2 separate regions of the Homo sapiens genome follow, and region 2 is linked to region 1. The links are chromatin contacts, found by Hi-C or POLR2A ChIA-PET in ENCODE. All regions are on one chromosome and are shown on one strand. The core of a region is the stretch at or near the end of the contact, and the rest is flanking DNA. Distances in the headings are between cores, read along the strand shown. Region 1 overlaps SHE (Src homology 2 domain containing E). Region 2 holds the start of PBXIP1 (PBX homeobox interacting protein 1).

The links. A loop is a pair of places that touch in the nucleus more often than their neighbours do. ChIA-PET counts read pairs that join two places held with the same protein, here RNA polymerase II (POLR2A). Pooled maps may share reads with other maps.
Region 2: a loop to region 1 is called in a pooled map, with 2.4 times the contacts of the local background. The contact joins the promoter of PBXIP1 here to the enhancer-like site in region 1. A Hi-C loop is called at or near these places in 6 of 168 maps with a recorded cell type or tissue (A673, IMR-90, K562 and 2 more), 10 of 37 single-sample maps with no recorded cell type and 14 of 50 pooled maps. POLR2A ChIA-PET finds 5 or more read pairs at or near these places in 2 of 52 experiments (AG04450 and naive thymus-derived CD4-positive, alpha-beta T cell).

What each region holds. Positions count from the first base shown.
Region 1 is chr1:154,495,507-154,498,355 of GRCh38, forward strand. The region is part of intron 2 of SHE (Src homology 2 domain containing E); the gene reads right to left. Among named protein-coding and RNA genes, the nearest start is that of TDRD10, 5.3 kb to the right of the region's middle. Within about 2 kb of position 1,590, at least 13 of the 41 ENCODE cell types and tissues checked have a DNase peak (open chromatin) inside an H3K27ac peak, as active enhancers do.
Region 2 is chr1:154,954,681-154,957,380 of GRCh38, forward strand. PBXIP1 (PBX homeobox interacting protein 1) reads right to left here and starts at 1,419. Exons shown (of 11, transcript NM_020524.4): 1 at 1,389-1,419. PYGO2 (pygopus family PHD finger 2) reads right to left here. Exons shown (of 3, transcript NM_138300.4): 3 at 2,346-2,700.

The DNA of each region.
Region 1 (2,849 bases), core at 340-2,839:
ATAGCGATTTGGCCACAGGAAAGCCATGGGCTTCTCTCAGTTTCCTCTGCCCCTGAGGTAGATGCTGGCTCCTATTCTCAACTTCATGGCACTTATCATGCTTTTCAATGACTTATCTTCTTTGCTGGTAGGTCTGTTTCCCCCTTAGGCTGTGAGGTCCAAGGGCAGAAATCATGTGGGTCTTGTTTCCTGTATGCCCAGAGCTCAGGACAGGGCCTAGTACATAATAAAAAAAAAAACCTCAAGAAATATTTGTTGGGTATTCTAAAACAACATATGGGCAGTATTCTACACGCCCAAGATATTGTTAAAACCAGGCCTGTAATTCCCATTTCACCGGTAGAAAAAAGGCAATGCAAAGAATGGCAACACAGATTTAACCACTCCACAGTTCAACTGTGTTCATTAAAATCCTTTCCATCTTCAGAAATGCTGAAACAAGTAAAAAAAACTCTCATTTCTCAAGAAAGACGGGAAATTTCCGAACTTGGACTTGACAATCAGGTACACAAGGAGCAAACTGAATAAAAAAGTAAAAGGTTTAAAAAACAAAAAACAAAAGCCCAGCAGCAAATCTTTTATTTCTAGCTTCCGATAAACTCACTTCCTGTTATTCTGTCCAGCTTGTAACCTACGGGTAGAATAAGAGGTAGAGTCTCTACACTGATTGAGAAGGTGCTTTGTGATATATATTCTAAATGAAGAAACTTTAAAATCCACGAGTACAACTTTTTTAAAGTTAAGACCAAAGTATACTTAGATCACTAGTTTAGAAAGTTAGTAATTTGGATTTTTAATAAATTTGAATTTATTTGCCAACTGAATATATTAATTTTGTATTCCTAAATGAATTTATTTTCAGAAATTGTTTAAAACAGAGCATGGAACTTAATACACACTCAAATATTAAATGCTAGCGATTATTATTACATTTATTCCATGTTGGACAATTCTGACTTCTGAAGACAACATTCTTGGTTGAGTGGAAAGGTGCCTCACTTACGGGTGAAGTTTACAGTGGTTTTGCAAACGGCATTTCAAGTGTGTCCTGAACGCCATGTGGTGTCAGGGGCAGACCACTCAATGTGGAGTGGGAGATCCGGGTGCTAATTCCTGCTCTGTCTCTTAAAATGTCTCCTTAACACAGGCAAGCCCCAATCCCTTTGATCTTGTTTTTTGTCACCCTGTCACAAGGGGGACAGCATTGTAGTCCCCTAGCTTATAGAGCTCTTGTGGGAATTACATGAAAAAAAAAACAAAAAAACCCCCCAAAATTATATTCATTTTTATAAAATCACAGCACATTTCCTCTTATCAGTGCAGCTCTCCAAATAAACAGATGTATGGTATAAACTACCTACTTCAGTTAAAGAGAAAGATAAGAATAAAAACCCAAGGACAAAGAAAGGTGAATCACAATTAAGCATAAAACTTTTTTTTTTAAGAAAATCCTTTTCCTCAATTTTATGTAAAAGTAAATTCTTTTCCCTATTCCTTTCAAGGCTCTGATGTTTTTTAAAACTCTGACAGTTCATTTTCACTTCCTTTCATTCACAGATTTCATTAGGGGTCACAGTCCAGTGACCTTCAGGGTCACAGCCTGGCCAGGGTACACCCTCCCCACACGGAGGGCCTTATCTCTGTAAGCAGAGAAGCAGGAAGCGGAGCCAGGCTTTCCTGTTCCAGCTCGTTTTCATTCTGAAGACTGTCTTGGCCCTTCCAGTGTGCTGCTGCTACTCTCTGCTCAACTCTTCTGAGACTATACTTAGAGAACCTGAGCTTGACAGCTCTTCAATCTGTTCTAAACAGAAGAGACAAAGTCTTTCATGTGGGACCAGTTACTCTTCCCAGGCATGAAACCCACAAGAGTCAAATAAGGCTCCCTTGAGTCAGCATTCAGCAATTACATTTCTCATTATGGATGGAAGACTGTTTAAGGAAAACTAGGTGAAGACATAAAGTTCACAAATAAATCTATATTATTTTTATTTAAGTATCATTTACATCAACTTAAGAGAATTATGACTAAAAGGGAAAAGTTTGACACTAAGAATGACAGAGTGACTGCTTAGCTCACAAACTGGAATTGTTCTGACTTGAAAAGTTACAAGATTAGTCTTTGGTTTTAGGTGGTTGCCTTGAATGGCTTGGTTTACACAGCAATGATTTTTTTTTCTTTTCTTTTTTTTTTGAGACAGAGTTTCCCTCTTGTTGGCCAGGCTGGAGTGCAATGGCACGATCTTGGCTCACCACAACCTCTGCCTCCCGAGTTCAAGTGATTCTCCTGCCTCAGCCTCCTGAGCATCTGGAATTACAGGCATGCACCACCATGCCCGGCTAATTTTTTATATTTTTAGTAGAGACAGGGGTTTCTCCACGTTGGTCAGGCTGATCTCGAACTCCCGACCTCAGGTGATCGGCCCACCTCGGCCTCTCAAAGTGCTGGGATTACAGGTGTGAGCCACCACACCCAGCCAGCAGTAATTTATAATTACTGCTTAGTAATTAAATTCTTGGCTCCAATATTGTAGAACTTGTTGAGAAAGTCTTCTACTACAAAATACAGAATCACATCATGTTTGCAGTTTTTGTTTGTTTTTTTTGAGACGGAGTTCCACTCTTGTTGCCCAGGCTGGAGTGCAATGGCTCAATCTTGGCTCACTGCAACCTCTGCCTCCCAGGTTCAAGCAATTCTCCTACCTCAGCCTCCCAAGTAGCTGGGATTACAGGCATGCGCCACCATGCCTGGCTAATTTTGTATTTTTTTTTAGTAGAGACAGGGTTTCTCCATGTTGGTCAGGCTGGTCTTGAACTCCTGACCTCAGGTGATCCGCCCACCTTGACCTCCC
Region 2 (2,700 bases), core at 169-2,668, 460 kb after region 1:
CAGGGATAGGGGAGGGAATCACTCCAGTTTCCAAAGCCTGACTGACACAAAGCAGGGTAAGAAGAGAGGGATCCGCCCCTTCATCCAAGGCTAAAACAGTTCCCTCAGGCAGCTCCTGTTGGGACCAGGCATAAAGGTGGAAGGATAGATGAGCTGACCTCTCAAGAGTACTGGATTGTGATCCCTCAGAACAGGATAAATGACTGCTTCCCGAGCACTTTATAAGAAAACTCAGGAAAAGGGAAGTGAGGCTGGGAGAGTATGGCAGTTCTACCTTTGAAACCAACCACATTATCCCCTTCTGTTTGAGCTGTTTTCAAGTCCTGCGTGGTGCCCTAAGTAACCTCCTGTGGCTCCTGCCAGTCAAGATCCAAGTCCTGGATAGGTCTTTCCCAATGCCCATCCTCCCAGACACATGCACCCATTCCACACGGAGACAGGAGAATGGCTGCAATGACCTCCCTGTACCAAATCCAACAGGACACCCTGGCATGCATCTGTAAGTATCCATAGAGCCATGGCTGTTCAGCCTTCCGCTTGTGGCTCCACCCCCGCCCTTGTTATCATCTCCCCATCCCCAGTTGCTGACTGTTAACAGGTGGTGGCAGGAAGGAAGTGGCAGCAGCTTGGGCTGAAGTCCCTGTTTATCCCTAGCTGTGTGTGCAGCCTGCTCAGGTCCTCTAGAACCAGGCACCATGGCAACCACAGTGATGTCAGACCCACTGTCTCCATGGAAACCAGCAAAGGTATTTGGGTCAACAAAACAAATACTTATGAGACCCAAATAGGAGACACTCTGAAACTCCTATACTCTGGGTTCCAAACCCTGATACCTCTTTCTTGGTTAGGTTAACCCAGGGTTCAAAAAAACACCTCTTCTCCCAAGCCAGCATCTCACTGCCTTATTAGGAAGTTCCTTCTGCTGTCTAATCTCCACCCTTCCCTGCTGTGTTTCCAGATCTTTTTCTTTTCATCGACCTTCTGGAAGAAAACCCACCTCCACTCCCTCCCTCCACCCCCTTCTTTTCATTCAGGCAGGATTCAACAAACACCTCCTGTAAGGATTATGACAGAGACTTCTGCTATTTCTAAAAAACAGCTAAAGGGGGAGCTCTCCCACTCAGCATAAAGCTAGGAAGTCTCGCCTCTAGTTAATTTAAACTCCTCTAACAGTTGCTCCTCCAAACCGCTAAAGCAAAGGATCTAGGGCCACTTGCCTGGGGTACCCAGAGCAAGTTCCTGTTGTGTTAGCGTCGGCACCTGGCCTTCCTCCCCCAGCCCAGAAATGAAAAGCAGCTCATTCCTTCTAGATTAGTTCCGCCTTCCCTTTTCCTTATTCCACCCCCTTCAAAGCGAATCTGTGGACCCCTTCCCAGCTAAGGCATTACCTGAACCAGCTCTTGCTTCGGTCTTCAGCTTAACTTGTTGCAGGCTTCCCTTTGTTTGCAGCCCGAGAAGAAAATCATGTGACCAGAAACTGACCAATGAAAAGTCAACTTCCCCAAGGGGGCGGAAACTTTTGGCCAATAAGAGCAGGAATTGAGAGCCAGGGGAGGGGAAGGGAGGTCTAGCGACACGGCCCTAAACCTGGGCTTACCTCCTGGTGGGCGACCGGGGTCCCAGCTAACCGAATCCTGAGTTTCCTGCCCTTCTTTCCCAGTGTCTAAACAGTTTCTAGAGGGAACCCCCACAAACTGAGAGAAAAGCAGACGGTGCCGTCTTCTGAGATGACGAAGACAAGGGGCCAGGTTGGCCCCAGGATAGACAGAGACAGCTGTGAGATGGGGGAAGGGAGAGGGACAGGTCGCAAATCCAGGGTGTGGAAATAGCCCTCCTGCCATTCTCCCCAATCTGCTCCAAAACAGACTGCTTAAAAGATGCCATTGCTACTTTAAAAAACGGTTGGGGGACGGGAACGATCTGAAAAACATCCCAAAATGAAATTTGCTAGGACAGAAGCAGCCCCTCCCCTCACCCTTAGAGCGACACTTGCTCCCTAACCCAAACAACTGGGAGGTGGGTGGGGTGCTAAACCCAGAAGAGCTCAAGCACTTGTCTTCCAGAGGCTGTGGTGCCAAATCCGCCTGGCTCCAGGCCTGGCCCAGGAATATGCTCAAAAAGGAAACTCAGTTTCTCACAGTGGAGACACAGGGGGATGGGCGGGGAAACACAGGCCTCCCTTGGCTCAGCAGCTTATACCAGGGTCAGCTCAGGGGCCAAATCTGCCATTCCCACTCCCAGGGACCCTGGGGAGCATACATATCCTCAACCCCTAAGCACCCTACCCAGCAGTGACAGCGGCTCATTCCAGCCTTTTCACACAGCAACAGCAAGGAGTCCTTGTCTGGGATTTTAAAATCATTTTATTAATCCAACAGTACAAAAGACCCCCACCACCACCGCATTCTGCCATCACTTTGTTCCAAAAAGTAGTGGAGTGAGAGAGCGAGAGGGAGCAGATCCAGCAAAAACACTCCCCCAGGGGCCATTTTACAAAATGCGGAGCAGGGGAAGACAACACAAAAACAGCAACAGATAAATGGGGCAAACAGAACAACAAACACAAGAGTTGAGCAGCGGGGTGGGGGTGGGGGGTTGCCATCTACGCCGTTTTAGTGTGAGGGACACTGGGAACGATGCCCAGAGGCTGCTCTCCTCCCAGCCTCAAAGGTTGTCAGCTCCACCAGAGCAGGGTCTTCT